Regions from separate parts of the Homo sapiens genome. Here region 1 is linked to region 2. The links are chromatin loops, found by intact Hi-C in ENCODE. Cell type or tissue: endothelial cell of umbilical vein. All regions are shown on one strand. Each heading gives the region's core, and the rest is flanking DNA. Links, peaks and the distances in the headings are about the cores only.

The links. Peaks named below come from ENCODE experiments on the same cell type or tissue, not always from the same donor. Only the 100,000 strongest peaks of a DNase experiment are listed, where the experiment ranks them.
Region 1: a loop joins it to region 2, with 3 times the contacts of the local background. A loop is called at or near these places in 2 of 110 quality-filtered maps.

Annotation. Positions count from the first base shown.
Region 1 is chr15:98,792,437-98,807,638 of GRCh38, reverse strand. All of the region lies in intron 2 of IGF1R (insulin like growth factor 1 receptor), which reads right to left. Among named protein-coding and RNA genes, the nearest start is that of MIR4714, 16 kb to the right of the region's middle. RefSeq lists enhancers at 7,499-8,194, 9,896-10,687 and a silencer at 12,585-12,879. In endothelial cell of umbilical vein, for the core only: no CTCF peak of the experiment used is centred there; DNase peaks (open chromatin) are centred at 6,208 and 6,948; H3K27ac peaks cover 2,538 bases.
Region 2 is chr15:98,720,021-98,735,222 of GRCh38, reverse strand. All of the region lies in intron 2 of IGF1R (insulin like growth factor 1 receptor), which reads right to left. Among named protein-coding and RNA genes, the nearest start is that of MIR4714, 57 kb to the left of the region's middle. RefSeq lists an enhancer at 304-834. In endothelial cell of umbilical vein, for the core only: no CTCF peak of the experiment used is centred there; DNase peaks (open chromatin) are centred at 5,422 and 7,402; H3K27ac peaks cover 3,646 bases.

The DNA of each region.
Region 1 (15,202 bases), core at 2,411-10,410, 74 kb before region 2:
ATTAATGCCATCTTACAGAGAGTGAAACAGAGGCATGAGTCTCAAAAATGGCAGCACAAGGATAAAATCCCATCTGGCTGCTGAGTGGATGTTTTGGTCCTTATCCTATCTCAGAGAATGCATTCAAACCTAAAACTATGCCAGGAGTCTAAATTTAACTCAAACAAGCTGAAGAAAACCAAAACGTCTCAGATATCACAAAGCAGTGCATTTATTGCATAATGTTGCACAACAAGGAAAGTTTCTAGAAAGCTGCCCGAACTTACATGGTTACTACCAACATCCAAGCAAAAGAAAGTCCCAAAGGACAAAGAACGTGTCCCACATGTACACGATCTGGTTCATCTATTCATATATCCAGGATGCAGCCTGTGCTCAGCGCCCTACTTACAGGAATCTGAGCTTTACGATTAGTATGATTTTAGCTGCTAAAAATGTGACACCTACCTCTAAGTCATTTGGATTTATAAAAATCCCACCATGCTACAATCAAGAAAGCATTTCACTGAGCAACTGTAAGCCAGGTACAGGGCGTGAGCTGAAGAATGTCCCAGGTGAGTGAGGCCGTTCTAATTTCAACACCTAAAGAACAGGTCACATCAGACGTTATAAATTCTCCAATTTTCTTTTCTTTTTTTTCTTTTGAGACGGGGTTTCACCATGTTGCCCAGGTTGGTCTTGAACTCCTGACCTCAAGTGATCTATCCACCTCGGCCTCCCAACGTGCTGGGATTACAGGTGTGAGCCACCGCGCCTGACCAATTCTCCAATTTTCATGACATTAATGATCACGTTAGGCTTAGGGTCAGCTGTGCCCTAAAGCTCTCACATCAATGTTTTATGGATGTATGGGCCTAACACTGGTATACAGATACCCTTGGCTATATCCCTCTTACTAATGCCAGAGAACGGGTGTTTCTTGCCACAGTGCCACTCCTGGCTGTCCAGCACATGTTCACAAGGACTAGGAAAAAGGGATCTCTCCCTGGCAGTCAGCTTCTCTTTTCACAGTGTTGAAAACTCTGTGAGATAATTTCCTTAGGCGTCCTGGTAACACCTATTAGAAAGTGTTTATTTAATATTTATTCCCACAAATACCAATGAGAGAGAGAGTCTCCTACTATTCAACAGTTTTTTGTTTTTTTTTTTTAATCAAGAAATAGTTGAAAAGGATGGGAGTGAAGGCACTTTAAGCCCACAGATGCCAGCAGAGGTGGGACATGACAAGGGAGGCTGGGGGGCTGGCCCCAAACTTGTCCCTCCCAAGTCAGCTTGGACACCACACAGCACTTCGTGCGCCCTCGGCTGGCTTAGCACATGGACAAGGCATTGCCGCTGGAGTCCCACCTTCTTAGAGACTCCTGAAAAGGAGCTCCACGCCACCCCCCACACCTCGCCCTGTGCCACTCTTCCACTTGTCCTGTCCACTCTGGACATAGAGCCTTCACGGTAAACCAGTAATAGGACGTCAACTACTTTCTGGAATTTTGTGAGCCCAGGTGAGTGAGGCCGTTCTAATTTCAACATCTACAGAAGTTATCAAGTTTCAGGTTTAATAACCTAGCAAGTTATCAGACCTGAAAGCAAGGGGCCTGGCAACAAACTCTCAACCTTTCAGGCAAGTCAGACAGAAGTGTGGGCACCCCATACCTGCTACTCGCATCTGCAGCAAGGGCAGACTCGTGGGACTGAACCCTCATCCCTGTGGAGTCTGTGCTAACTCCAGGTGGTGAGTGTCAGAACTGCACTGAATTGTAAGGCCCCCAGTTGGTGTCTGGAGAGTTAGACAACTGGTTGTTGGTATGGCAAAACCCCACACATTTGGCGTCAGAAATGTTATGAGTAGCAACAGTTCAGAGTCCTTTATGTGCGTTTACAAAAGCAATAATTTATGGCAAGGACTTATCAGAACTACTTTACGATTTTATTTTAGTTTCTTTTAAGGACCAAGATTAAAGATTTAATTAGTTAAACAAGACAACCAAAACAAATACTTCCTCCTGACCTTGAGTTATCACAGACTGCCACCCAAGGGGCAACTGAAACAGAAAGGGTGGCCTGCATTTCAGAAGGGCTGGAGGGGACAACGGGCAGTGTGCTCTCAGGTGCTCTGAATCACACACACACACACACACCATACACACACAGGCACCCTTTTGGAACAGACAATTATGAAAGCACATTAAAACGCAGCATGCCATTTGGAAGTCTGGTCTTGCTGCTCTGCCCAAACACAGGGTACACACTTCAGGGAAAACAATCCTAGAGAAACAGTAGCTCTGTGAAAAATGAGAAATGTAAAATGTTTCGGCCAAACACAAAGAAAAAAAAAATCAGCGTGTGGGATGGGGAGGAGAATAAGACCTATCAGAATTCTTTTTGCTTAGCTGGCCAACTCTGGCAGCATAAAGTTTAAATGGAAGTATCTTCAAATTAAATCGCACCTGCATGTATATAAGACTCCCCTGTAATGCTCCGATAACACCTCAAGATTGAGGTCATCTAAATTCAAACCTTAAATATAAAACCACTCCCAAAAGAGAATGCCTTTGAATATAATGGCAGTTTCAAACTTTGGCAAATAATTATCCTGTACTTCTTATCTGTGAGAATCTATCATTTATTTTAAAAATTCTCTGCAGCGGCCGGGAGTGGCGGCTCATGCCTGTAATCCCAGCACTTTGGGAGGCCAAGGCAGGAGGATCACCTGAGGTCAGGAGTTCAAGACCAGCCTGGCCAACATGGTGAAACCCTGTCTCTACTAAAAATTCAAAAAATTAGCCAGGCGTGGTGGTGCACGCCTGCAGTTCCAGCTACTCGGGAGGCTGAGGCAGAATTGCTTGAACTGGGGATGTGGAGGTTGCAGTGAGCCGAGATTGCACAATTGCACTCCAGCGAAACTCCATCTTAAAAAACAATAATTATCTGCAGCTCCCTGTATCTTCCAGTAAACGGATTAGCAGGTATTTTCTGAGTGTCCATGATGACGGTCTTAGCACTCTCCTTCCTGCCTAAGGAGTCACAATCGCATTCACAATCAAATGCAGGTGCTGTGTGTGCGCTGCTCTCTTCCTCCCATAGCCCCGTTTCACTTTCTCTGGAGTGCATCCCCATCCTCTCAAAGCAGAATCAACAAGCAAACCACTGTCCTTCTTTCAAAAAACAAAAACAAAAACAAAAACAAAAGTCATGTGTTTATTTCTTCCCCTCTACTTGTGCCTCCTAAATTCCTTGCCTTAGTCCCAAATCAGTCCTCCAAACGCGGGTTACTTGTAACGTTATTCAGAAGTGGAAGATTACCTTGCAAAATGGCAGATAATGCCCCAACTAGATATTTCATGGCATTCTAAAACTACATAAAAGCAAGATTTCTTAACATTCCTCTAAATAAATAATAGTGTAATAAATATATGAAACAGGCTATGCATTTCCTCAGTGTTCTTCCATTCCCTCCAGTGACCACACATGTGTACTGCATGGTGAGCCCATGACTGAGGAATAGAAATACAGTCATGAGGCAGCTAACAGCGTTTCAAAGATGAAGTGCATATACGATAGTGGTCCTGTAAGGATAGAATATAGCTAGAAAATTCCTATTGCCTAGTGACATTGCAACCGTGGTAAGATGTACATGTTCCTCATATGTTTGTGGGGATGCTGGTGCAAACAAACCCGTGCTGCCAGCTGTATAAAAGTACAGCACGTACAACAGTGCACAGTACATAATATGTGATAATGATAATAAGTGACTATGTTATTGGTTTATGTATTTACTATACTTTTTATAGTTATTTAAGAGTGTACACCTTCTACTTATTAAAAAAGTTAACTGTGGCCAGGCGCCGTGGCTCATGCCTGTAATCCCAGTGCTTTGGGAGGCCGAGGCGGGTGGATCACTTAAGGTCAGGAGTTTGAGATCAGCCTGGGCAACATGGTGAAACCTCATCCCTACTACAAACACAAAAATTAGTCAGCCATGGTGGTGTGTGCGTCTAGTCCCGGCTACTCAGGAGGCTGAGGTAAGAGGATCGCTTGAGCCTTGGCGGTCGAGGCTGCAGTGAGCTGTGATTGCACCACTGCACTCCAGCCTGGGGGACAGAGCAAGACCCTATCTCATAAATAAATAAATAAATAAATAAAATGTAATATTCACTAAGTGTAGCCTAAGTGTACAGTATTTATCCAGGCCTTCACAATTACTCACCACTGACTCACTGACTCACCCAGAGCAACTTCTGGTCCTGCAAGCCTGACTCCTAGTAAGTGCCCTATACAGGTGTACCATTTTTTTATCTTTTACACTATATTTTTTACTGCACCTTATCTATGCTTAGATTCAGAAATACTTACCACTGTGTTACCATTGCCTACAGCGTTCAGAACAGCAACATGCTCCACGGGTTTGCAGCCTACGAGCAACAGGCTATACCATGGACCCTAGGTGTGTAGTAGGCTGTATCAACTAAGTTTGTGAAAGTACGCTGTATGATGCTGGCATAATGATAAAATCCAATTACCTAACAATGCATTTCTCAGAACATATCCCTGTCATTAAGCAACATATGACTGTCTATTACTGAGATCTGTACATTTTTAATTACCTTCATGTTACTGAATCCAGCTTTAAAAAAACAGCAGGAAACCATTTTTTCACTGTGTTTCAAGTCAGCTACAATTTAAATATCATTAGTTCGGTGTCAACCTAAAATGGAAACAATTACCAGTAGAACATTACATATTACGTTTACTTTTCATTTTTGGTAGCACAATTCCTATCTAGGAAAACATAATAAGTTTCCTGTAGGAAAAGTAAGATAAAGGAATTAAGAATTCTTAGGGGTCTCACTCACTTAAGACCGCTAATATATGAGAAAAAATATCTTGTGCTTTGAGAAGTAAGCTTCAATTACCTGGGAAATCAACTCAAGCAAAAAACTCTTTCAATGATGCTAGACAAATAAAATGCACAGGTAGATGTTTGCACGTCCACAGAAATTGCAGCCACAATCAGATGCATTCTTCAGATGTGAATTCGTGCATACAAGCAACCCCTGTCTTTCGCAGAGTTAAGTTCAAATCCTGTACACACTTTGTTCCACAAAATTGCTGTTGGCTTGCATCTCTTTTGTCACCTTTCTCCATCCTTAAGTCCTCCAAGGTTCTCTCAGGGCCAAGACTGTAGGGTTCAATGACCTTCCCTGGTCAGCTGTAAAACTAGGGCTAGCACCTTCAGAATCCGCCAGCCACACCCTGCTCCAGCTCACCACCATGAGTTTTCTCTCATCAGCCTCCAAAGTCCAAGCCATCGCTACATCTCAGAGATGACGTACAACATGTGCCTTTATTTTATACTCTCAAGATGCTGGATATAGTAGTTATTATCCAGAAAGAATGACTTCACAATCAGGATCCGAGACTGGCTATAAACAGTGATCGAATCCTCAACTCATTCCCTCTCGCACCTACAGGAAGGTATTAACAACTGATCCTCCCTTTCATTTTTAGAGTAACAAACCCAGCTTGTACTACCCATGCCTACAACAGCCCAGATGTGGCACTCAAGGTTGAAAAGGGGCCACAACTTGGTAACGGGACACACATGACCCCATGCAGGAGAACAGCCAGGGCCATGAGGAAAGGGACTTTGGTGCACAATGGCAGGTACCTATGCCCTTGCTGGGACATGGGGCATCAGGGTCATTACCAGATGGGTTTACAAAACACCAAAACACGGACAGCAAAAGTAAGATGCTCAGTCCATTGGCTTGCAGTGTTTCAGAGTCCCTGCTTGCTGCTAGCCACGGGGATGGGGGCTGGGAGTCATCCTGTTTAAAAGCTGCAGTGAAAACCCAGTGTGGTCGTCTCTGTTCTCAATGTCTACCTTGGAAGAGGGAGTTCTTAACCTCTGTGGCAGAGCAACCTGAAAACAGAATTATACTCCATACACATAGCTACAATGCCTCATGCAGAATGCTCTTCCCAAAACCGTGCTCAAGGATACAAACCCAGGCTGTCCAATTTGGGGAAATCATTGTTTGAGGGTGGCACAGACAAGCAGTCGGCTTGGGGTTTGCTCCCTGTGCACAGCTCGATCATCAAGGAAAGGCCTCTTCCGGGCCTCAAAGCTCCCTTTGTGAGGAATGAGGCCCACTGTCGAGGCTCACACAGGCAGCTGTAACCAGGCTGCCCCTCTCTCTGGGTGTTTGTTTTGATAGAGGTTCATTTATGCCAGAGACAATGCCCGCTCTCTTTGTTCTGCCCCCAGCAGGAAGCAGTGCAGGGAGGGGGACCAGCATTGTCACACAGCTTCCAATTCAGGTTTTGGTGGCCACAACAATGGGGCCTCAAGGGCCACAAATAAAGAGCCGCTCACGGGGAGCAGGGCAGAGAGACTGGCACATGTGGACCCCAGCACACCCCAGGTAGAAGTCACCTCCTAACAAGTGCTCAGGCTCACTATCAAGGGCTTTGAGGGCTCTGAGGTTGGGGAGAGGGAGGCCACCTCCTCTTCTCTTAAGTGGTGCTGGGAGGGAGAAGTAAGCAAGGTCCCCGGGGATGACAAAGCCTTCCTACCTCTCCTACCATTTATCCCAACTAAAGGAGCAAACACTCAAAAAAGCAAGCAAAAAGAATGCACACACATGCTTCGTGTTCTAACTTACCAACAGTTGCACAAGGAAGAAAAAAAGTCTAATCTGAATTGCCAAAAATGAACAATATCCTTTAAAATGAAGCCTGGGCTAGATGGCTGCAAGTGAATGAAATGTATTACCCAACTGCTGCTGTAACACAAGCCCTCTCCTCCCCCTTCTGGGCCTCATTCATAAAAAGCCTGCTTCGCCCCAGCAGCTGCAGGAACTGGGACTGGATTTGTGTTTTGTGCCGGTGTTTTCCAAGACAGAGGGAAACAATTGAAACAGACAATCGCTCAGATACCAACACCAAGTTCGCCTCCCCTTGAGAAGTTTGCTGCAGTCTCCTGGTCTAATCCAAATAGGTGGAGGGAGGGCTGGGAGGGCATCCTGCAGAGCTGTTCAGTGGCGGTTCTAACGCTAACACCCAGCGTGTTATTAAAGGAATTCCCATCTGCTGAGTCACACTCCGTATCTTTCACTCCCTGACATTTTATTTTTTTTTAATCAAAGGTTGTTCTTTGTTGGTAAAACGGGGGTTGCCAAGTTAATTAAAGATTGCCAAATTGGGGTAGAGATAGCAACACAACTCCCAAAGAGGTAATTTTTTCATTGTCCACTTTTAAATGGATATTACCATCTACAGACTTTATGCAGCCTGCTAGAAATCTTATGAGATAAGGAACAACTTCAATTCTTAATATATTTTTCTAATTTATGAATAAACCAACAACCAACATGCTTCATCCAGGCAGGATGAAGCACTGTCTCCCTCGCCCACACCCTTTTCCACAGCTGCCCTCCCAGCCCAGCATCTTTTATCACCTAGAAGGGCCAAGGAGGCTGGTTTGTGCAACTCAACAAGCTCTGTAAAACACCAAGTCCCTAGAAATCTCAGAAATCACCATGAGAAACGAGAGGCTACCAAACTTTTTAGACTCAGCAGCCTTCTTCAAAGCAGGGCCCAAATACAAGAGCATGTTCTAATTTACCAGGAATGGTTTTAATACAAGAATTACATAAGAACAGAGTGCAGGAAAGGAAGGGAGAAATAAAACCATTCTTGTTGCCCTAATACCAGAGCAGTCTTCCGGTGAATTGATACATAAATTCTCTCCAGAGACAAGATAATCCAAGCTATTAACTGTTCCCCTCTCAACTCTTGCAAAACACAAGGCTTCGAAACCTTGAAGGGGGGCAGGTGGAGGGGAAAGCCTGCTATATATTTCTAGAAAATACCAAATTTAACACCACGATCCCAGCCTGCTCATCACTGCTGGGGATCAGCCATTCTGGGAAGGTAACAGCAGCCCTCAGCACTCCCCTCCGCTAAGTAAACACTCCTTTCTACCACACTCGGTCCCCCATGCCGGCCGCCTCCCACCTCTGCCTGTGGACTGACAGCCGAGGAAACAAGAAAACAAGCTGGAGATACCAAATGAATCTTGCGAAATACATGGTCTGTGATTAAATCACAATAACTCTAACCTCCTCAAAGGCAAACATATCAAGATAGCAAGCTGAGAGCAAAATAAGCAAGTCTTAACAGAAATTATGCCAAGCTTTATAAAGGGATTACCCACACCTCCTAGAGGCTGTGCAGCCTGGAATCCAGGGTGGTTTGGGTTTTTTTTTTTTTAAACTTACTGCAGCCCTTCTAGCTATCCAATGAAAGCTCTTACAAAGAAACCTTCAGGTCTGCAGTTCTCTGTGGGTTTTCTATGAATATGAACGTACTTTACGGGTGGAGAAAACATATCCATGATCATGTTTGAGGGGCTCACGAAAGGGGGAGGCACATGAATTATACCATGAATACAGATATAATGAATACAGATTTAGTGAGATTTTAATACCTCAATATTCTCTGGTCCCACTCTTAAACATCGCCCTTCAACCATCAAAACATCTTAAATCCTGGGGTAGGGGCATAGTTACCCAAAGTTGTGGTACCTTCCCTAAAGAAAACTGAAATACATACCAGGACACACATAATTCTGTCAAGTTTGTCCCTAACTGTGTGATCTTGGACAAGTTAGCTAACCTCTCTGTGCCTCAGTTTCTTCATTTATAACATGGCTCTAATAGCAGAACGAACCCTTGAGAGGCTGTTGCAACAGCTGGTACACAGTAAGTGCTCAATAAATATTCGTTGCTGTTATTAACATTGTCCCTATGCCATCTCACCCCCCATATAAGCTCTCTGCTAACTTTCCAACACAGAGAACAAAATCCAAATTCTTCACCATGGCTCCAGGGCCCATGTGATCTAATAGCCCTCTCTGCCTGTCACTCACCAGGCTCCAGCCACCCAACCTCATCTCATCCTCCTCACTGGACATCCCACGTGCATCCTGTGTGCACCAGACAGTCTTGCTGGTGCTTCCAGACTCTGACTACTTCTCTCCACTGACCATCTCCACCATCCTGGTCTAAGGTTCATCTTCTCTGCCCTACACTGGGGCAACAGCCTACTCCTACTGGTCTCTCTACTTCTGTCCTTGCCCTTACAGTCTCTCTTAACGCAGCTGCCAGCATGGTCCTGTTAACGTACACACCAGCTCCAAACTCTGCCATCTCCTTTCAGAGTCAAAGCCGAAGTCCTCACCGTGGCCTCCAGGGCCCTACATAACTGACTCAGTTTACCCCATCCCCCACCAAGATGCACCAAGCTCTCCAAGCTCCTCGCCTTTCCCTTCCCTTTCCTTTAGGTCTTCGTCCAAATGTCACCTCTCTAGAGACCTTCTCTGAATACCCTACGTAAAAAGGTACCCGGATACCTGCCTGGCACCACGTACCCTGTACCCCACACCTAACATGTGACCCAGCCCTCCCATCCCCTTCCCTACTTTAATAAAAGCTCCACAGAGGCAGAGGCCTCATTTTGTCCACTTCTATAACCCTGACACCAGGAACAGTGCCTGGCACACAGCAGGTGCTCAATAATATTTGTGGAGCGAATAATCGATGCCATCATGGAGATCTTTCCCTCGCTGGGGCCTACCACCTCATGTTCCTCTCCACGTCTTCTCATGGCTGATTCACAGTGGCAGGGCAAATGTCCCCTCTTCAGAAAGGCCTTCTATGAGAATCCAACTTAAAAGTCTCCATCACAATCAGTGAGTCTGTATTTTTTTCATAGCACTTACCACTGTCTGACATTATTTTCTGTCTACTTGTTTGTTGTCTGTTTCTACCACTAGAATGTTTCCATTTGTTTTCCATTTGGAGAATGGAGTTGGCTTTGTCTCTGTAACCCCAAGTAGCTACGTCAGCACAACAGAATGCTCAGTCCGTATTTGTTGAATAAATGGCAATGTATATACTGACATTCTTTAAAAACTAAAAGCACACATCCAGAAGAGGAACCGGGAGGGCTCTGTCTTACCCCAGATGACACATACCCTGCAGGTGCATGTGCATGGAATGCCTTGGGCACCTGAAAACACCACCCCGCTCCCCCAACCCCAAATGAAGAGCTCTCCATCTGACCTGGGAGAAGCACTCAGAACCTAGACATGGCTCCGACGCAAAGAAAAACAATTTGAAGTTACTAAATAACAGCCCAACATCTGTCACCACATATGAACAACTCTATGCACAGGTAACGGTCCACTCGCCATGCTCACTGTCCAAACACCCGGGCATCAGGTTTACCTTCCCCCTGAGTGGGCTTTCGAGCAGTCATCACAGCTGCCTGGGAGACACAGCTCTAAAACGGGGCTCGGGCTGCAGCCCAGGGGCCAACACTGAGCTCCCAAAGCTTTGGATGCATTTCCTACTCAGCATGGACATCAGGTGACTTCCTTAAGAGGAAAAATCACCCCGCAAGACTGCTGAGAAAGCAGGTGTGGCATTTATCAGTGCTGCTGTCATCCATAGAGAAGCCAGGAACAACGAAATGTAACTCTGTGTACACAGAACTCTGCCACCCCACACAGGGCAGATGGGGCAGCCATCAGAAATGCGGGGCATGGACCCAAACGCCAGCATAGCACCACACCCCCAAATGAGGGGGGAACAGGCTCAGCACCCCAAGACATCCAAGCACCATGGCTTTTACAGCTAGATGCACTCTCCACAAGCCAACAGGAGTCGCGAGTGAGAGCCTTCGAACACATCCAGTGTGAACATGCATTCAGCAAACATTTCCTGAGCCCTGCTTTGTGCCAGGCTGTTCTCAGTGCTCAGGATACACAAGGAAGAAATAAATAAAAGATAAGGTTTCTGTCCTTGTAAAGCTTATATTCGTGTCCGTGTGTGCATGCCTGTGTGTATGTATAAGAATACATTCAATAGACACAATTATTAAGTAAATTAAGTCATATGTTAGAAAATAAGTGCTGTGGCAAAATCCAGATTAAAATCACCAATCACTAGTCAGGAGACCCCATCAGCTACGCAAAGACCATACAGGTAGTGTGCAGAGACACCAGAGAGGTCACCCTGTTTGATCGACAAAAGTATGCTCATTAGAAGGTAAACCACAGGACTATGGGGTCTTTATCTCTTTTCTCCCTGCAGGATTCTCAGCTCAAGAAGAGCACCTGGCACAGGTCAGGGACTCAGAAGCATTTGTTGAAGAAATGGAAGTGCTCACCCACTGAGTTCTTGCTTCTGCAGCATTCCTGGCAGGTAACCCTCTCGAGTTGGCTGAAATCTTTCCAAGAATGAAAAGCTGGGCTTTTACAACAAACTAACAAGCAAACCCCAACCAACCACCCCCACACACCCCCAGGCGCCTTTACTGTATTACTTTCTGGACCCTCTGAGACACACACAGTCTACTACTAACGCCAGCACATGCTGTGATGGGATTCCCCCAGCACAGTGCCCACACGATGCTGGGCCCACACAGCCTGTGACACCTGCTGGCCACTTCGCTCCCACGGAGAAGCCTCTTTCACGTTCATATGTGCTGGGGATCTGTGTCTGCTGAGAGCTGAGCTGCCTGCCTGGGATCAGCCAGATGGAGCAGGCAGAGACGGCACGGACCACACTCCAGAGGAACACGCCATGGATGGCTGTATTGTTGATGTTTCAGATATCCAAAAAGTAAATTATAAATCTTAGCGGTGATTTAGCTATCCTATTTGCCAAAGGTAGTTTACACGGGTGTTTCAAATTACTTGGTAAGAAGGCACAGGTGACACGAAGGGACCACCCACAAATATCTGGCATGTTCCAGTCGCATGCATGGCATGTCGCATGTGGTGCGACAGTTCTCAGGAAACAGCATTTGTAAAAACATGCTTATTAAAAAATTAGAGAGATTTTCTATAAGAAACACATAATAGGCGCAGTGGCTCATGACTGTAATCCCAGCACGTTGGGAGGCCGAGACAGGTGGATCACGAGGTCAGGAGATCAAGACCATCCTGGCTAACACAGTGAAACCCTGTCTCTACTAAAAATACAAAAAAAATTAACCAGGGGTGGTTGCGGGTGCCTGCAGTCCCAGCTGCTCGGGAGGCTGAGGCAGGAGAATGGCATGAACCCAGGAGGCGGAGCTTGCAGTGAGCCGAGATCATGCCACTGCACTCCAGCCTGGGCAACAGAGTGAGACTCCATCTCAAAACAAAACAAAACAAAACAAAACAAAAAACAAGAAAGAAACACATAATAATGCTAATCTAATCATTTGTGTATTTTTAAGTTTTTAACTTACTGATACATGTCAATGTGTTAAGACCAAAAAAATACATGAATTTAATTTAAGTCTAGACGGCAAAGTCAAATTAATGTAGTATACAATTTTCTTAATAAACTTTTCCTTTCCTACCCTCTTTCGCCCCATTTTGAACTTTAAAGAAAAATTTGCCTTTTTGCTGCTTCCTAAACAATCTATGACTGCTACAATAGTCAATATTTTCCCACTTAGTTTGCTTATGGATGTGAGGGTTAAATGTTATGAACATAATTTAGTGCTTACAACATCAGCAAATCTGGCTTCTTCCTTGAGCTGATACACAGTGAGGTTAAGGTCAGGGAAACATCCGTGCCTTCTGGTCCAAGCTGAGAGCATTGCTAAGGTAAGCAATCAAAGCTGGGAAGGCTGGGGTTGGGGAGGTGTCAAGGATGACACAATACAAATGCTAAAGTCTACAAAACAAGGTTGAAGACTCAAGTCCACAGCAGCAGTGGTTAAGGGGCGGGGGATTCTTGCTTGAAGACGACACCAGGCACATTTTCCAGTTGGAGAGCTTGTAGTGAATTCAGATCACTTGGTATTTCAAGTGTTTCCCAAACTACTGTAGATGAAGGGCTCTGAAATTATTCCATTTTGAAACTCATTACTGATTTTGTTACAACCAAATAGCAGCAAACATTTGTACAGCAGTTTCCAGTAGTTGTACATAAAAATGCTTTGGAACACATTACTTGGGAAATGGAACTTTACACAGACAAATCAGAATGCCACTTACCTAATGGAGACAGTTTGCTTACTAATTAATTCTCAAGTCCATTTTGTAAATAAAAACAGAAATGGGGCCATCCTGGAGAATCATGATGCTGTTAACTGAGCTACATGGAAGGCGCAGTTTTCCTCCTCTTATCACTGGTCTTTTCCTTCTCACACTAAGCAATCTGAGCACCACGGGGGGCAACACCTGCTCTCTAATACAGAAGAGATGGGTGTATACCTCCATTCTAATACAGAATGTCTCCATATACCCAGCCATTTCTAGGGAAAATCATCTCTGACAGCTGGCATGAAATCAATGTCCACCTGAAAAGTACCTTTGAGGGCCATCTAATAAAGGCCAAAACTATGGCCACGAATCCAAAACTGCGGAAGTCTAGACTGGCGTTTCTAAATAAGCTAGAGAAAAATACTCAATGTGCGACATCTTGTAAACTCACAGCTGCTGAAGAACAGTGTCTTTCAGTCACATAGCTGAACTGAATGCAGAGGACACTGCCATTTGTGACCAACATTTCCTTTCTAGGGAGGAATACCCAGGACACTTGTTACGGCTGCTACCTAAGTGCTAAGATAGGGCGCTTCGCCACTGTGCCCCCTGCTTCATCTCAAAAACTAAAATTTTCCATCAAAAATTGCCCTCATTTTGTGCCTTTTTGCAAAAGTGAAGCTATCTAAATTCTAGCAAAGGAACGAACACAGGTATTTCAGAATACCCCACCTTTAAGGGTCTCAAAGATTCCAGGGTGTTCCCTCTTAGGATGGAGTTTTATCTTGGCTGAAATAAAAGGGTCTTAATAAAGTCTTTTTCCTGCAGACCTCTGGGTATAAATTATAGATTCATGTCAAAACAGTGAAAGGGATTTGAGGCAAAAGATATTTCTTTCATAAAATATTATGCATCAGAGTATACGTTCTATGCTATAAATATTTAGCAAGGGATAATGTGACATATTTACTAATATTTCTGTCAAAATAACAACATCTAAACTGTCACTTCAACAAGGAAGCTTCTCTTCCTGTTTTAGTATAGAGAAGCACTGGGATATCGTCTCTTTTCCTTTTAAAGAAAAATGTATTCTGACTGCTGGTAAAATCAGGAGTAACTTGAGTCTGTGACTTAAAGGGCAGAACTAAGCCCTATACTACAGTGATAACAGTAACAGGAACATCTGATTACATATAAGCTGGCTCCTCATAAACCCTGATACAACCTAAGGCCTCCATTTTCATTACACACCTTCAAAGATGCTTTTAAAATGGACTTGTTTATTGACAACACAAGATTTTTTTTAAGTACTTGTTTTCCTTTTCTAAAGGGGAGACTTCTTGCTATTTGCTAATTTTCACATCTGTCAATGCTGACAACAACTGGATCTGTTGAATAAACATTTATTCCTTTTGACAAAGAACCTTCACATAAAATTGAACTCAATGGAACTTTATGATCGGGGCAAGAGAATTTGGAGCAACTTCACAGATTAGTAATATCTAACAGTGGCCAGGCCCTGGAGGTTCTCTTGCAGTGACCCTGGGGAATGGACCAGTCTTTGTATCAGCAGAGGACAGACCAGAGCTTTTCAGGAGGAAGAAAAAAAACAACCCAACAAATCAATACAGCAATATACAATGGTAGACAAAGCTACACGCGTTTACAGAGTTTCAGCGCATAGAAACATCCAGTTCAGAAGCCTGTTAAACTTACATCTGTATTTGGAATCTCATGGGAGGCAACCCCTGGCAAAATATCAACTCTTATTGAACCAAAACAAAATCTGTGTAGGCACAGAGTATCAGTACAAAATATCCAAAAACAAAAGCTCACTTTTCCAAAAGAAAAACGCTAAGTTCAAGGAAGCAGCCAATAAGTAAGAGAAGTTTGGGCTTTTGACCTTCCCACCCTCCCATGCCACCTAGGAATATTCATTTTTAAAAGACTGAAGTTAAAATATATAATACATATATGAAAAGATCCCCTAATTTGGGCCAGCCATAATCATCTTAAAATGGTAACCTGGGTAACAACCACCTACCATAATTTATCCTTTGAAGATAACCACAGATTCATGGTTTTGATTTTAAAAGCTTCTTTCCAAACAAATAAATAGGTATCAAATCAAAAGGCACACTTTAAAAATAGGAAGAT
Region 2 (15,202 bases), core at 3,699-11,698:
GTACTTCACACAACACATTTTTGACAGGGACATAAAACCCTACCTGGACTGAAACGAGGGGTGGTCACCTCTCCCCAGGCTGCAAAACCCCAGACATGGGACAAGTCAGTTAACAGCACTTCCACCTTCCCCAGCTTCGGAACTTGTGGGTGAACCCTGGCCACAATCTAATCAGCACTGCCATTAGGACCTTTCAGGGTCTCACACAGGACCAGGAAGCAGAAATAAGAAGGATACCGCTACCCATACTTGTTTTAATGCAAGAAACTGAAAGTAGAGTGATAGAGTCCTTCTTTAGGGCCAGTGTTTACATACAGGCTGCATAGAAACCTGAACCTACAATTCGTCTTGGCATAGAAGGGAAATACCCAATTGACAACAACATAAAAACTTTTAAAAAAGCAAAAATCACACTTAGAAGAAAAGTTATTTCATAGCTCCCCCAAAGACATTATAAATAGGAAGTCACCACATGAATTCAGTTCTCCAAACTCAGGGAAGCCTCCAAAGGTTACACAATCGGCCTCCTGGCAACATTAAAACACAAAGGGCAGTTAATGTTCAGAATGGTAGTCACCAATTAGTCCAAAACACACACTTACTTAGCAAGCACATACCTCTGCTTAAGCTTTGAGCTGCTCTGTTAGCATTTGGCTAAGCCTGAAGTGACACAGGTTCGGGGTCAGTGACTTTACTGCGAAGTTAATGTCACCTTTACGAAACCTCCATGGGTATAAACTCTGTAAGCCATTCTGGGCAGTGCTGGGTACAACCAAAAGGCATAAACATGCTATTTTCTCTCCGTATGTTTTCATTTGAAGAAAAAAAAATAGGCATGAGAAATATTAAGACTTAACCAAGGCCGACTTACTCTGAAGTAAAAAAGGATGCATTTGTAGCCAACCATTTTAATTTTTTTAAAAAACACGGAAAAAAACATTGGCATGTCCTATGGCTTCAGGTTAATACTACTGAGCAGAATGCCTAAACGAGAATACCTGGTATTATGCCCAGTTACAAAGCCTGAGCGATCTTCCCATTAAGTGACACCACTGTTGGAAAATACAAAACCCTGAGAAATTACAGTGCAACAACAATTTCAAATGAAAATAATCATCTAGTTTTGATTTATACGATGCGCGCTCTTTTACATCTAAGAATTGCAGCAGATACGGTCAGCATCTGAGGGTCCTACGAGGCAGGCTAATGTTACCTATGGCTCGGAACACTAATCAATCGCCACTACAGTGTGTTTGCAAAGGACTTCCGGGGTATGTAATATCAGCTCCTGTTATGGCCCTGGCTGTTAGTAGATCAAATGTACTAAATTATCTAGATATAAGACTTTTGAGAAAGGGGATGGAAGAGATGATTAGGGGCAAACAAAACAAATCCCTGGGCTTTGCCTCCCGAAGACAGCTTTCAGTAGATTATTTGGGATCCCAAGCATGTGATTTCAGAAACAGAAGTAGCTTGCAAACAGTCCCATGTTCCACCTAGATCTTGTTAAGACCTTACAGTGGGGGGAGGTCTACCACTTCTCATCTTCATCAGGTAGTCAGACAGCAAACTGATTCTACAAATCAGCTTAATGATTTTGGAGGGCTCTTCACTCAAATGACTATGCTGGGGGCCATGCAATAGCAGTGGAGGCTCCTCGGAGAGGGAATTCCCCTGAGATCCTCTGGCCTCGTCTGGACCACATGGGGGTTTGGAAGGGGGAAAAAAAAAAAACCTTCTCAGCCAGGTACAGTGGCTCATGTCTGTAATCCTAGCGCTTTGGGAGACTGAGGTGGGAGGATAACTTGAGCCCAAGACCCCATCTCTATTAAAAATTAGCCAGGCATGGGGGTATGCACCTATAGTCCCAACCACGCAGGAGGCTGAGGCAGAAGGATCACTTGAGCCCAGAGGCAGGAGGCTGAGGCTGCAATAAGCCATGATTGCCTCTACTGCACTCCAGCCTGGGCAACAGAGCAAGACTGTCCCAAAAAAGCCCAGGAAGAACCTGAGCCCTTCAAAACAACCCCTTTTATTGGAGACTCGGAGGAGCCTTCAGACCCAATCCTCGGATCACTGTGGTGGTTCCATCGCCACCAAGGTCTGCTGAAGCCTCCCTGCATGGGATACGCCAGGTGTTCACCCACACGTAGACATCTTTCTGTGTAGCAGCTACTCCTTATAGAATCTAAAAGACAAACATGTATCCTTGAAAAATGGGCTCGCGTGAGGGGTGCTCCTTTCTTTTAACTCCCTATAACCAACCTCTTCCCTTGGGAGTCGTCCCACTGACCCCTCCCAAAGGGGTGGCCCCCTTCCCAGTGATCCTTCCCCACTGGGATAACTCCCAAAACAGGTGTCCCAGGATCTCCCTCTCTGCAGCCAGGTCAGTGTTTCCAAAAACCTCCTAGACCAGCTCACTCCCCTTGCTCGTGCCACAAGCACCTAAACTCAACAACTCAACAGCACAAACATTCTCCCCTGTCAAACTCCTACCCTTTGTTGTTTCCTATCCTAGTTAATGGCAAGGGTGGTCATCTTCTCCAGTCAGTCTCCAGTCATCCGTAAGCTCATTGCTTTTCCTCTACCTGCCCCAACTTCATCCTTCACCAAGTCTTGCTGTATCTATCTCCAAAAGGCCTCCGACCCCCTTCCCCATGCTCACTCCATAGCAATGGCATCTGCCTCCACCCACGGCTCTGCCAGCTTCCCTCCTTCCCCAGACAGCTGCCAGAGACCCTTCAGGAAACACAGATCTGCTCGTGGCACTGCCCTGCTTCACCGTCACTGCCTGTAAAGTCAGGTCCAGTCTCCTAGGGAAGGCAGACAGGGCCACAACTGGTTTCCGCCAGCATTCTCACCTTCATTCTTAGAGGACATCTGCCTGAATTGACTTATCCTTATACTCAGCCTTTATTCACCTACCCCACAATCTCTGGTACTTGGCAAACTCCTCTGCATCCTGCGAGGCCCTGCTCCTAGGCAAGTCTTCCCCTGCCCCCTCCACACCAATCTACCCCTTCTCCTGCTTCCTGTGGCACTTTGCACAAAGCTCTAATAAGATATGCACCACACTCCCATTTGGTTGGTTTCCATGTCAGCCTCCCCACAGGGAGATTTCCCCAGAAGTGTGGCTGTGTCTATTCATCTTCAGATCCCCAAAGCTGAGCTCAGTAGTTGCAGAGGCGGAAATCAGCAAATGTTTGCTGAATACGAATGCTGCACGCCCAACACCCAGAGCTTGGGGGTGAAGACTGTCTCTCTGAGAGGAATCCAACTGGTCTCAAGCTACACACTTGGCCAAGTCAGGCTCTCCCAATGCAAGCAACTCCAGTCAACACGCAGCACCAACCACCACTACTGCAGGCAAACATGCTGTCAACTGTCACTGCTAACCACATTTTCCAATGGTTTGCTTCCTGGCCTAGACCAACCGGCTCACGGCTATGTACAAGCCTCCAACCTGTATGCCTCTAACCAGAGAAGAGCTAACACAGCTTTTAATTATGACCCTGGGGTTCAGTAGCGTGAAGGGGGCAGCACCAAGCCCAAAGGGTGCACTGTCCTCTCACGTGTCCACACGACATTCAGGGAAATGGGATACGCTTTGTGCCAACACCCACCCCTCCCTAGAAGAGGCACTAAATCCAGCCACAGAGCTGAAGAGCACTACCTGCAGTTTCGATACACAGATAAGTAAGAGCAGTTATCAACGACGATTCACCTTTCATCATAACCCATCTTTTGGAAAGTTCACTGAGAGACAGAAACAAGGAGGAGAATGAACCAAAGTCATATGAGGGGAAAATGGAACCCTTTTAAAAATGCTATTCATTCTTAGGGGTTAATAATTACATGGATAGATGATTTACGCAGAGGAGAAAAATGCAGCCAAGCAGTGAGCCCCTAATAAGTATTCGGGATTTGACCAAAACGTTCCTTCAGTTGCTATTAACTATAACACTGAAGAAAGGATTCACACATCCCATGACATCTATTTTTATAGCACAGGGCCCAGAGTTAGCCATATCACTTTTAATGACTTGAGATTCCAGAAGAATTATCACTACGGTAACATTTCAAAATGGCCATCAAAGTTACCAGGCACCAGGCCACAACAGTTTGGATCTCATAGGGCCTTTTAGAACAGACCAAGTTATTTTCAAAATTCATCTAATTGATTCCACATTCCTAACACAGCCTTGCTGGAAGTTAGCTAATGGGGTTATTGACAAGGATGAATTAACAGAAAGAGCACTCAAATGTTATCTGTTTCCACTCCGAGTCAAGCTCTTCTAATCATAAGCCACCAGAAAATAATTCATCGGTGACTACAATGATGTGATAATATTCTTTAATATTTCTGTAAGCATTCAAGGAAAAATATGAAAAAAAAATACGGGAAGGTATCAAGTTTGCCATTATTTTTGTTACTTTAATAACTGACTTGAAATTATTTTACAAATAAAAAGTTGATAAAAATTACCCAAGATACAGATCTCGAATATTTAAAAATGCTTACAGATGAACAATGAAACACATCATGCTATTGGGAACATATACTCAAATTCTTAAATTCTTCCCAGTCCTCAGGGGGTAGCCATGAAGGAGGGAAACAAGTGACTCTCTTCCATCCTCATTTTCACAGGAAAACAGGAGGCTGACCTCAGAGGCCAACTCTATGTGCACTAAGTATGGGGCACTCAGCTGAGAGCCAACAGAGTCAAAATCAGGGTGAAAAGGACCTTAATAACATCCTTTTTAAGCCGCTAGCTGCTACCCATTGGTAGTTCTCAAAATCAGTTTAAGGCATCTCTTACCAGCATTAGAATAGAAGAAAGTATCGTGGTACTACATGAATAGAAAGCGTGAGTGCTGTGTCAGACAAGAAGTGATTTCAAAACACTTATTTTAGTTATATACTTATTCTGTCCTGGGATCATGGTGTATATCTATGTTTTACTGTGGGTCTAGTTAAAAAAAAAAAAATTGAAAATCACAGATGTAGTATATCACCTTTCTTTCCAAGAGAGGTGAGGTGACCTGCCCAAAGTAATTAAGCAGTGGTACACTCAGACATTAGAATTTGGATCTGCCTCATTTTTAAACATTCTTTCATCAACAGAAAACTCAACACAGACATCCAGTGGGATGAATTTAGAAACAGAACCATATTTGAGAAATTAAGGGAGCCACTGACACAAATTCTGCTTTTAACTGTGCCTTTAGACCAGATGCCCTTTAAATAGGCCCTTGTGATCCCATAACTTTTTAATTACAATATCATGGACCTGCAGACAGGGTGTTACAAGTGAGAACTGTGCTTTCCAAGGGTTATGCAGGGCAAACCTTATCCAGGCCTGCCAGAAGCACATGGCATTTTCAAGGCCATTTACTAAGGAAAGACACACTCACACACATCGTGCCAAGGGCATTCTATGCCAGACCCCAGCCAGGACCTACTGTTAGGGCTCTTCAAGAGGATGAAGGCGAATCCTAGGCCTCTATTCCTGTGAAGGCCCAGCTCTTACTGGGAAGGGCAGGGAGGCCCCCAGATACTGTCTCCAGGGAACGGGACAGTTCACCAAGACCACACACACAGCCTGCTCTCACTGAAGGACAATGAGATGTGGAAAGGTTCACTTAAAAAAAAAAAAAAGCACATTAGGGTTTTTCTTAATGCACAGTACAATGAAGAAAACAGAAAACAGACCAGAACCCTATTGTCCAGATAACACCTACTGACCTTTGAAAAGAATAGAAGAAATAAAAGCACATGGTTAAAAAATTCCAAACAGTGCAAAAATAATACAAGATTACCTGTGGAGGTCACCAAGCACTTCCGGTTCCTTTCCATGAAAAATAAGTGCTTATTACTTTCTGGGATTCCTTCTCAAAAACTTCTTAATGATTGAACCAGCATTCACCAGCAAACATGCTCTTTTTAAATTAAGCCCTGAAGAATCAGAGTACATATAATGCTCTACACCTTTTTCCACTTAATTTATCTCAGAACAAAGATCTAACCTTTCAAAGAACAGCTGTTGTAGTGAGAATTCCACTCTTTGGAAATGTATAAATCAGACACAAATTCAAAATGCAGTATTTTTTGTGTCAGCCTTGTAATCCTTTAACAGTGAGTCCTATGGGAATTTAAAAATTATGATAGTATCAGCTAATATTTCATTGAGGCATTGTGCCATGTCTGGCCCTGGACTAACCCCTTTTCTTTACCTCTCACAACGACCTTAGAAGGAAGCTGAGTGTCCACAGTCGTGTAGCTGAGAGGCCTTAGGAAGGTAAATTCTCTTCACCAATGTGCAGAGCCAAGAGGTAGCACAGCCAAGATTTTAAGCCAGATCTGTCTGATTCTACTACCACCTACTACAAAGAGCTTTCTTGTCATAGGATAAAGGTGCTGGCTTCTCCACCAGAGGAAAGGAAGCCACTTAAAAACTTACAGAGAGGGTGATCACCAAAGGCCACCAGCTGGCCTCGGGAGAGTGCAGAATGCACTCCCAGAGCTAGGATGAAGAAGCGATGGGGGCCTGACCCCGCCCAGGCGGCCCTGGGCATCAGCATAGGCACCTCACTGGGTTCACAATGGCTCAGAACATGCTCACCTGCTTGAGCTCAGCCTCTTGAACGTCTGCTGCTAATAGCCGCTCTTCAAGCAAAGCACATGTCATGAGACCTATTCAAATACAACTGAGTGGGACCCTGAAACTGGGGCTGGCAATGGTGGGAGCACTAAGTCAGGCCCTCTTGCTGGGAGGTGATGTGAAGAGGGCCACTTCTCATCCCTGCTCTGCTGTCCCCTTAACCGGGGTCTTGAGCAGTGGAGGAGGAGCTCAGGCCCCTCCAGTCAAAGACAGTCCAGGCTGAGTCTAGACAACCCGACCATTCTCATCCCCACCCAGCCCGGCCAGCCTTTCACAGACAGGCACCGGGATCTGTGATGGCCAGCGGCAACAACAGGCGTGATTTCTCCTAGGACACATCACTTTTCACCAAGAAGCCCATCTTGAATAGCTGGGGGTGTGTTTACAGATCCAGGAAAGCTCAGAGCAAAAATACTTAGTTAAAAAGCAAGTTAAAAAATGCATCTTCAGGGCAACCCGCTTGGGTCCCTTTCCATGCTGTGGAAGCTTTGTTCTTTCACTCTTCACAATAAATCTTGCTGCTGCTCGCTTAAAAAAAAAAAAAAAAAAAAAACAATGCATCTTCAGTGAGTACAGTGGCTACCTCGTGTTCCTTTTTTATTTGATGGGAAATAAAGGGGAAGAGAGATTTACTTTGAGTCGGCAGGCCAGATCTGCAACAGGGACTGGAGAACTTTCCAGGCCCAGCAGCCCCGGCCTGGCCCGCATTCCTTCGGGGTGACAGCGCACCAGGGCCGGCCGGCGGTTTCCCCAGTCCTTCTGCCGCCGCCACACAGTGACTAAGCCCACAGGAATCCCAGCGGGTGCTGGACCCACCCGGAGGACAAGCAGGCCGAGAGGAAAGCCTGTGACTGCCCCGACCAGCAGAAGAAGACCTGCTCTCTGCCCTCCAGCCCCTGGGTATAATGCAGGAGAAGCTGGGGAGGCTGTCCAAGGCAGGAGCAGCCCCACCTGAGCTCAGGTGACAGCCCATCTCACTTGCAAGGCCTTGCAGAGACACCCAAGCCCCATACTCAGGACTGACTTTGCTGAGGAATCAGAGAGCAGAGTTTCAGGGTGCACCTTTATCTCCCTGAGAAAGACTCCCAGTAAAAGTCGGTTGTTTGCCCAAAGGAGGCAGAATTAAACTACGGGCAGGCAACCACAAGTTTGCTTTGACAAATAAAACAAGAAAAAAAAAATGTAAACCTACACTGGCCCAATCACTTTCCAAGAGCCTAATTCATGGTAAAACCAGCAGTCCAAGATCTGATTTTGATAAATCACTTCCTGACTCTTCATATATTTTACTCTCTGTACGACTGTTATTTTTATTTTGCAAAAGAATTAAAAGTTTACTGGAAACCACATACCTTTCTTCCTTTACGACAACCTGTCATTCATCACAGCTAAAACATCCACCCATTAAATGATATTTTTACAAGATTAAAGAATGGTTTTAAAAAGAAAGAAATCTCCTTAGTTAAAAATGAACCAAACAAAGGTACCTAATCACTGATCAGCATCAAAGTTTTGTTCCACACATGAAAATAATTCATCAGGCCAGGTGTGGCGGCTCACACCTAGAATCCCAGCACTTTGGGAGGCCAAGGTGGGTGGATCACCTGAGGTCAGGAGTTCGAGACCTGCCTGGCCAACATGGTGAAACCCCATCTCTACTAAAAATACAAAAAATTAGCCGGGCATGGTGACAGATGCCTGTAATCCCAGCTACTCAGGAGGCTGAGGCAGGAGAATTGCCTGAACCCGGGAGGCGGAAGTTGCAGTGAGCCAAGATCACACCATTGCACTCCAGCCGGGGTGACAAGAGCAAGACTCTATCTCAAAAAAAAAAAAAAAAAAAAAAAATCATCAATGTAAAAATGAATTCTGCCTAAGGAGGGGAATTTAAAAAGTCAGAGAAAAGCAAGGAATTAAAATTCAGAAACAAGCTGTTTTATAATTAAGCATCTGCAATTTAACTATACTATGTCACTCTGATTTTCATCTTTCCTTTCTCATAAGAGTCATAGATGTTCTCCGCTCATATAAAGGTGGTAGGAAGGGAGGGAGGGCGCCATGCTAATAGAACCCACATCATGTTTACTAAGAACTAGGCAGATGTGGACAAAAACTCCAAAGATTTAAAAGTTTCTTGACTAGAGCAAGACATCTTCAAGAACTCATCCAACATGGTGCCTAGCCTTCTTCAGAGCAAGACAAGCCACTAAGTCATCCCTGGGTGTGTGTTCAGCAGCAGCCCACTAGGAAGTATTAGGTGAGCTACGATGGGAGAGTAATGGGCAGGAAAATCATAGGAAAGCAGGTCTGGATTTGGGCTGGCTGCTTAGCTGCATGGCACCTTGCACAAGTTATAATCAGGTCTCTTGCCTCCATTTCCTCTTCCACAAAAAATGGAACAGTAATATCCATATCCACCCTACAGACTGTGCAAAGATTAAAGAATACTGGCGAGGTGCCTGGCACCTAGTCATTGTTCAGTGAATGCCAGTCATGATCACGAACACAGTCCTTGCTAAGAGGGTGATATGATTTGGCTGTGTCCCCGCCCAAATCTCAACTTGAATTGTGTCTCCCAGAATTTTCATGTGTTATGGGAAGGACCCAGGTGAGGTAATTGAATCATGAGGGCTGGTCTTTCCCGTGCTATTCTCATGATAGTGAATAAGTCTGACGAGATCTGATGGGTTTATCAGGGTTTCCACTTTTGCTTCTTCCACATTTTCTCTTGCTGCCACCATGTAAGAAGTACCTTTTGCCTCCTGCCATGATTCTGAGGCCTCCCCAGCCATGTGGAATTGTAAGTCCAATTAAAACCTCTTTTTCTTCACAGTCTTGGGTACGTCTTTATCAGCAGCATGAAAACAGACTAATACAGAGGGTAATCACCACAGGAATCCAGACGGGGAGTGGGGTCAGTTCACTGGTACAAGGATCTTGATCAAAGGAACTCATTTCCCACCTGATCCCTATTCACTCCAGGGTCCACATCTAGGAGTCCCAAAGACCGGCATGCATGGGTTGGGTCAACAGGCTGCCTGGAGGTTTACCTCATTCCAGGAGTTGGAGAAGCACTGTGGGAGGAACTGGGGTTCAAATCTGCAAACCTCCAAAACATAGGAGGGATCTTCTAAAAGTTTCTGAGAGTTCTAACCACAGATTAGGGGAAAAAAAAGATGCCCTTTCATCAACATGGGATGAAATGCTAGGATTTAGACATGGTTTTTTTGTGTGTTTTTGTTTTTGTTTTTTTCCAATTCAGAAAACACTAAATCATGTAAAAATCTTGGAAGAGGAGATACAGATTCTGACCTAATAAGATGCTACTGCTCTGATTCCACCATCAGAATACCTTTAGGTTGGCACCACTTGCAATGTATTAGTGCAGCAAACTGCACGAATCCCCTCATTAGATCCAGGGCCCCTGAGAGTAGAAAGGGGAGTGGGGCAGTAAATGGCCAGGGAACAGGAGACAGTGGGCTGGAGGGTGTCCCAGGTTCTAACCCCAGCTGGGCCTTCAGAGCCCTGGTGTGGTCTGGGCTAACCTCTCAATCCTTTTCCAAGTCTTAAGTTTCCTTCCAACTCACTGTGATTCTTCCAGAGAATTACACAGGGCAGGTGAAATTATTTCCTAGAAAATGCCCATGGAGTACAGAGGTTCTCACTGAACTTCTCTATTCCAGGGCCGATGCCTTTGTTTTAATGGCAGCGCATCATCGACTAACCAAATCCACAGGTACTGCACAGGTCTGAAGGATCCGGCTCTGAGGGATACCGAGGCATCCGGGGCTCCCTCTGTCTTCTTTCTGTGTACACAAGGTACCTTCAGTGACTGCAAGGAAAATCCTCTTGCTTTCTACATCAGAGCACGTTCCATAAGGGCAAAGTGCTCCAGTCATCACCTCCTGTTTTCTCTAGCCAGACCTGCTCTGAGCTGGAGACCCACTGCAGTCAAGCAAACTTTTAGACACAAGAAAAAATGACAACGTGTCTATTACAGAGGTCTCAGCTTAATCAGAAAATGGCACTGTGGGCCAGAGAAAAGCTGACGGTGATGGCTCCTACCCCAGTGCAATAGGCAGATCCATGAGAGCTCTCACTGGGGCTGCTGGAGAACTGGCTGCTCTCTCCCACTTTAGTCACCCCTGCTTCATAAATGTCTGTGCCAGAAAGCCACAGTGAGCCCCCAGTGGCCCCTGTATTACCCACCCAGAGAGACAACCTCTCCCCTCCATGAAACTCATTTCTGGGACCCACACCTAAACTTTAACACAAATCAGAAAAGTTGAGACTCCTTAAAAATGCGTTTTGCAAGCTCACAGGTTCTTGGTTCATAAGTGATACTATGGAACAATCTGGTTGGGAAGGGTGGCACACAATAGAAAAAGTTAATGATTATCTGGTGTAGTTTGCTTTAGTCTGTGAGTTCAAAAGTCTCCTCATTTACAATAACCTTAAAGGATAACAAAATAAAGTCCTAGAAGAAATGTAAATTTAATTATTTCCATTTTCTCAAAATATTAATTGCTGATACAATTAAATGGATTGGCCTAAACTGCTCCAAAGCTTTTCCTATCTGCTAATTAAATTTGCCCTCGCTGCCATAATACAAATTCTGGGAAACCTTCTGGCTTCTGGGCACACTATGTAGGATGAGAGAATCAAATCCATTCAGTCCTAATCTACTGCCCCACTTAATAAACAAAAAATGTTAAGAACATGCATTTAAAAAAAAATCTAAATGCCTTCATAATATAGATACAGCAAGTCTTCCCATAATGCTAATGAAGGCTTCTCACAAGAGTTTAATGAGCTAGTATCCAGTATCTTCCAGGCCCGGGGATGTTAGCTTCTCCTCCCTTAGTACAGAGGTTGCTCAGACAGCAATCAGCATCATGATCCATACTAAATGCAACGGCCCTACTCTTTATCTTTATAGTCTGTAATCCAAGTCACTCTATTAACAGGCAGAAAAATCCCAGCTAGCTTCAAAACTCCCTCATCTTTCCATTATTTCAAATGACAACCTTTTCCCACTACTTTATCTTTGCATTAAGTACCAGGAGCTGAAAGATGCAATCAATTTAATATTTCCCTCTGCCCATTTACATGACTTATTTGTTTCGGCAGATCTTCTTTGCCACAAATCCTTCATTTGCCCATTCATGTCTGCATACTTAACATAGATTTAATATTTCTCCAGGCCAAAGATCATATGCAGAGTTTTTCTTTGACTGGAGGACAGAAGAGACAAGGAGAGAAGAAGAACGTCTGGAATTCCTTTGTTCTTGGAGACAACTCCAGAGAACAATTCTCAATAAGAAAAGTTATAAAAAGCTTCAATCAGCACCCTCACGTTTCTGATTTAAAGTTGGGGTGGGGGAGCGTGGAATAAAAAGAGAGGGAACTAAACATGTACGAAACTCATTCTAGCGTGAGACGTTGTCAGGTACTTTGCTGACATTTTATCATAAAACTCTCTCTCGGTGGCCACGGGTTACAGCAGGGAACCTAAAACCTAGACTTGGGACCCCAAGTCCTCGCTTCACAAAAATCATGACATGGGTGTTGAACCAGTTTCTGTTCAGCCACACAGAAACTCATTCAAGTCCTTCAAGAGGAAGAATCCCACCTTCAACTCCACACCTCCTCCAGCACCAGGCGGAGATGCTCCTGATTCCACTGAGAATCCTCCTGCCCACACAGGCAGGAAACTCGGGGCACTCAGTGCCTGCTCTCTCACCCACTGCATGCCCACAGACCTCTGCAAAGGCAGCTCCTTTATTCCCCCAATCCTGAACATCTGTTAAGTGCTAAGGCCTCAGAGGGGGCTTTTTAAACAGGCACAAAGTAGAAACTACCAGCTTTCCACCACTCCTACCTCATCCATCAGAAAACAGAGCCACCAGCCTTCCAGGGTAGGGTTCATCAAGCCTTTTCCTCCCCATGGAACTAAGCTGTACACAGTAGTCAGAGATAAATAATGTCTAAGCCAAACCGGCTTGAGGGCACATATGGAGGTGGGGGGCAGAGGGACACTGGCCTGGGACCTAAACCACCATTCAGACCTCATCTTTACAAAATAGTATACTCCACATTCCAAATGCCTGGCAAAGTTTTGCATTACAACTCATTCACGAGTCGAGGGCCTTGTATACAGTGTTCGGCAAACAGTACTGAGCAAGTGTGGACATTTCTCATGAAAGGCCTCGATTTCAACCAGACCCAAATATTCTTTTAATCCAAAGTTCCAAATGTGGAACTTACCCTCCTCTGAGCTCCTAGCACTTGTTGCCTCTATTTCTCTTCTGGCAAAAGTCGTAGAGTGTCTCGTCACACCGCATAAGTTGTCTCTCTCTTTTAAATGTCAAGTGTTTTTATCTTATCTCACAACAGAATCCTAGTTTGTGTCATCTCATACTGCCTAGCATGAGACTTGCACAAAACGGGGGCACCTTAATTGTGCAGCTGAGGGACACGATGGAAACTCTGGCCAAGGAACTAGCAAGGAAACCTGCAAAGACACATCCAGACCTAACCTAGGTGCGACTTATAACTCAAACCTCTTCCCCAGTCTCCCTCTCTATGGGAGTGATATGTACACAATGTGTTCGCTTCCACTTCCTTAATGATGGTGGACTGACATGAATAAGAATGATGGGGAGGACCATAGGACCCCAAATAATTCACAAGTCAGCAAAGTGAAGAACTCACCTAGGCCATACATGTGCACACATTCTCTAGCACACACACTTACTCTCACACTCTACTGTTATTTAGTTTGTTTATTCATTCCAGCTAGAACCAGGGACCAATTTGGTCATCCAAAAATGTTTTGTAAATCTCTTTATAAAATTCCTGCACCTCTCAGGGCCAGCACCAGAGCAAGGCAAGATTGGTGTCCAGGATACAAAATGTAAACAGGTGCTCCCTCTCATGGTGCACTACCCTGAGAGAAGACCTCTTTTGTCTCTGGTCCAAGATTTCTCACTCTGGTCCAAGATGCCACCACTGCTGCCACTGCCATCGCCACCTCCTCCTCCTTCCCTTCCTCCTCCCCCAAGAGAACTATGAGGACCAAACCACTCAGACACTAAGTGGGGTCAAGCCCACATGGGAGATGGATTTTTACAGAGTATCTCCTCCACGGGCTTCCCATTAGCTGTGAGGTTGGAGAATCAAACATTATAAACAAAGCATGAGTCCTAACCCACAAGTGGTTTCTCAACTGTTTGGGGAGAGAGATGAATGAGGAGTAAACAAGGTCCTCTGAACCTACTGATAAAAAGTACAGAGAAACCATCATCACTGACCAAATAACCCAGCAATGGATGAGCACAAAAGCAACCTGGAAGCAAGAGTCCTCAGTAAGGAAGATTTGGGGGGCTTCATGGAAGATCAAGTGGGTGATGGTTAAGGAGAAACCACGAAGAGCGTAGCCTCAGTAGGTAACGTCTGCTCCAGCTAGAGCTCACCATGCATGCACACCAAACCCAGATGCCGAAAACCAAAAAATACAGCAGAACGCACCCAACTCCCAAACCACTGAGAAAGTATTTTAATTTTGCTTTGATCACTCCAGCTGCGCTTCAGAGTCCCCAGCATTTCAGCAGCATCATAGAAGAAGACATCAATCACTGGCCATGGCACAAGGAAACTCCTGCTTGGCTATCGGGCTGCTCAGATTCTGGATGAGGGAAAGCTTACTTTAGTGGAAAAGAATGACTTAAATGAATTTAAATTCATTCCACATAATCGAGTTACATCAGCATTTCTCATATGCACTTATGAATAATTCACTTTGGTAACAGCAAAAGCCAGACCAGAGAAAGTCACTTCAAAGATCTAAGACTTAACATCAATCCTACCTGAATTTCCTGCTCTCAACTCCTTCCCTAACCACTTTATTTCCTTCTGCCCTATCACTGAGGTGCTTTGCCAGCCTCCTGTCCTACATCCGTTATCCCTCAGTAAGCTCTCTGGAACTTTCCAATTGCAGCCACCTCCTAATGTCCACAGCCTCCTCTTCTAGATCTAGTTTCGTAGGCAGTCCCTAAGGGTAGGGCCCATCCTAAAAAGTTCGACTGCTTCATACCATTCCAAGTCTAGAACATGTCCTCAGTCTCTAGTAGTGTTTACTGAAAGCCACGGCCAACAGATCTATCCGAGGTCCCCAACAACCTTGTCTTCAAAACTGAATCTCAGAGCTGGAAGGAAAGTCAGTAGAAGAGGCCAGATCGTGCTTTCTGCAATAGACAATGGTGCTTAAGTGTACACAATTTTCATGCAAATTCCCCCGATCATGAAGCTGGGCTGCTCCCTATACTTCTTGTCATTTGATTCTCCAGGCCACCTGCCTCTCCAGCCCAGCTTTATAATGGTAAGGCACTGATGAGTTTGCATTTATTTAGATACACTGGAGGGATTTTGCGACTGGAGTTACAGGAGGCTGAGGAGCTGGCATCTGAAAGTCCATGCTTCACGCTTTTCAAATGCACTATGTATAACCAAGCTCATTTCCAAAAACAGAATCTGAACTA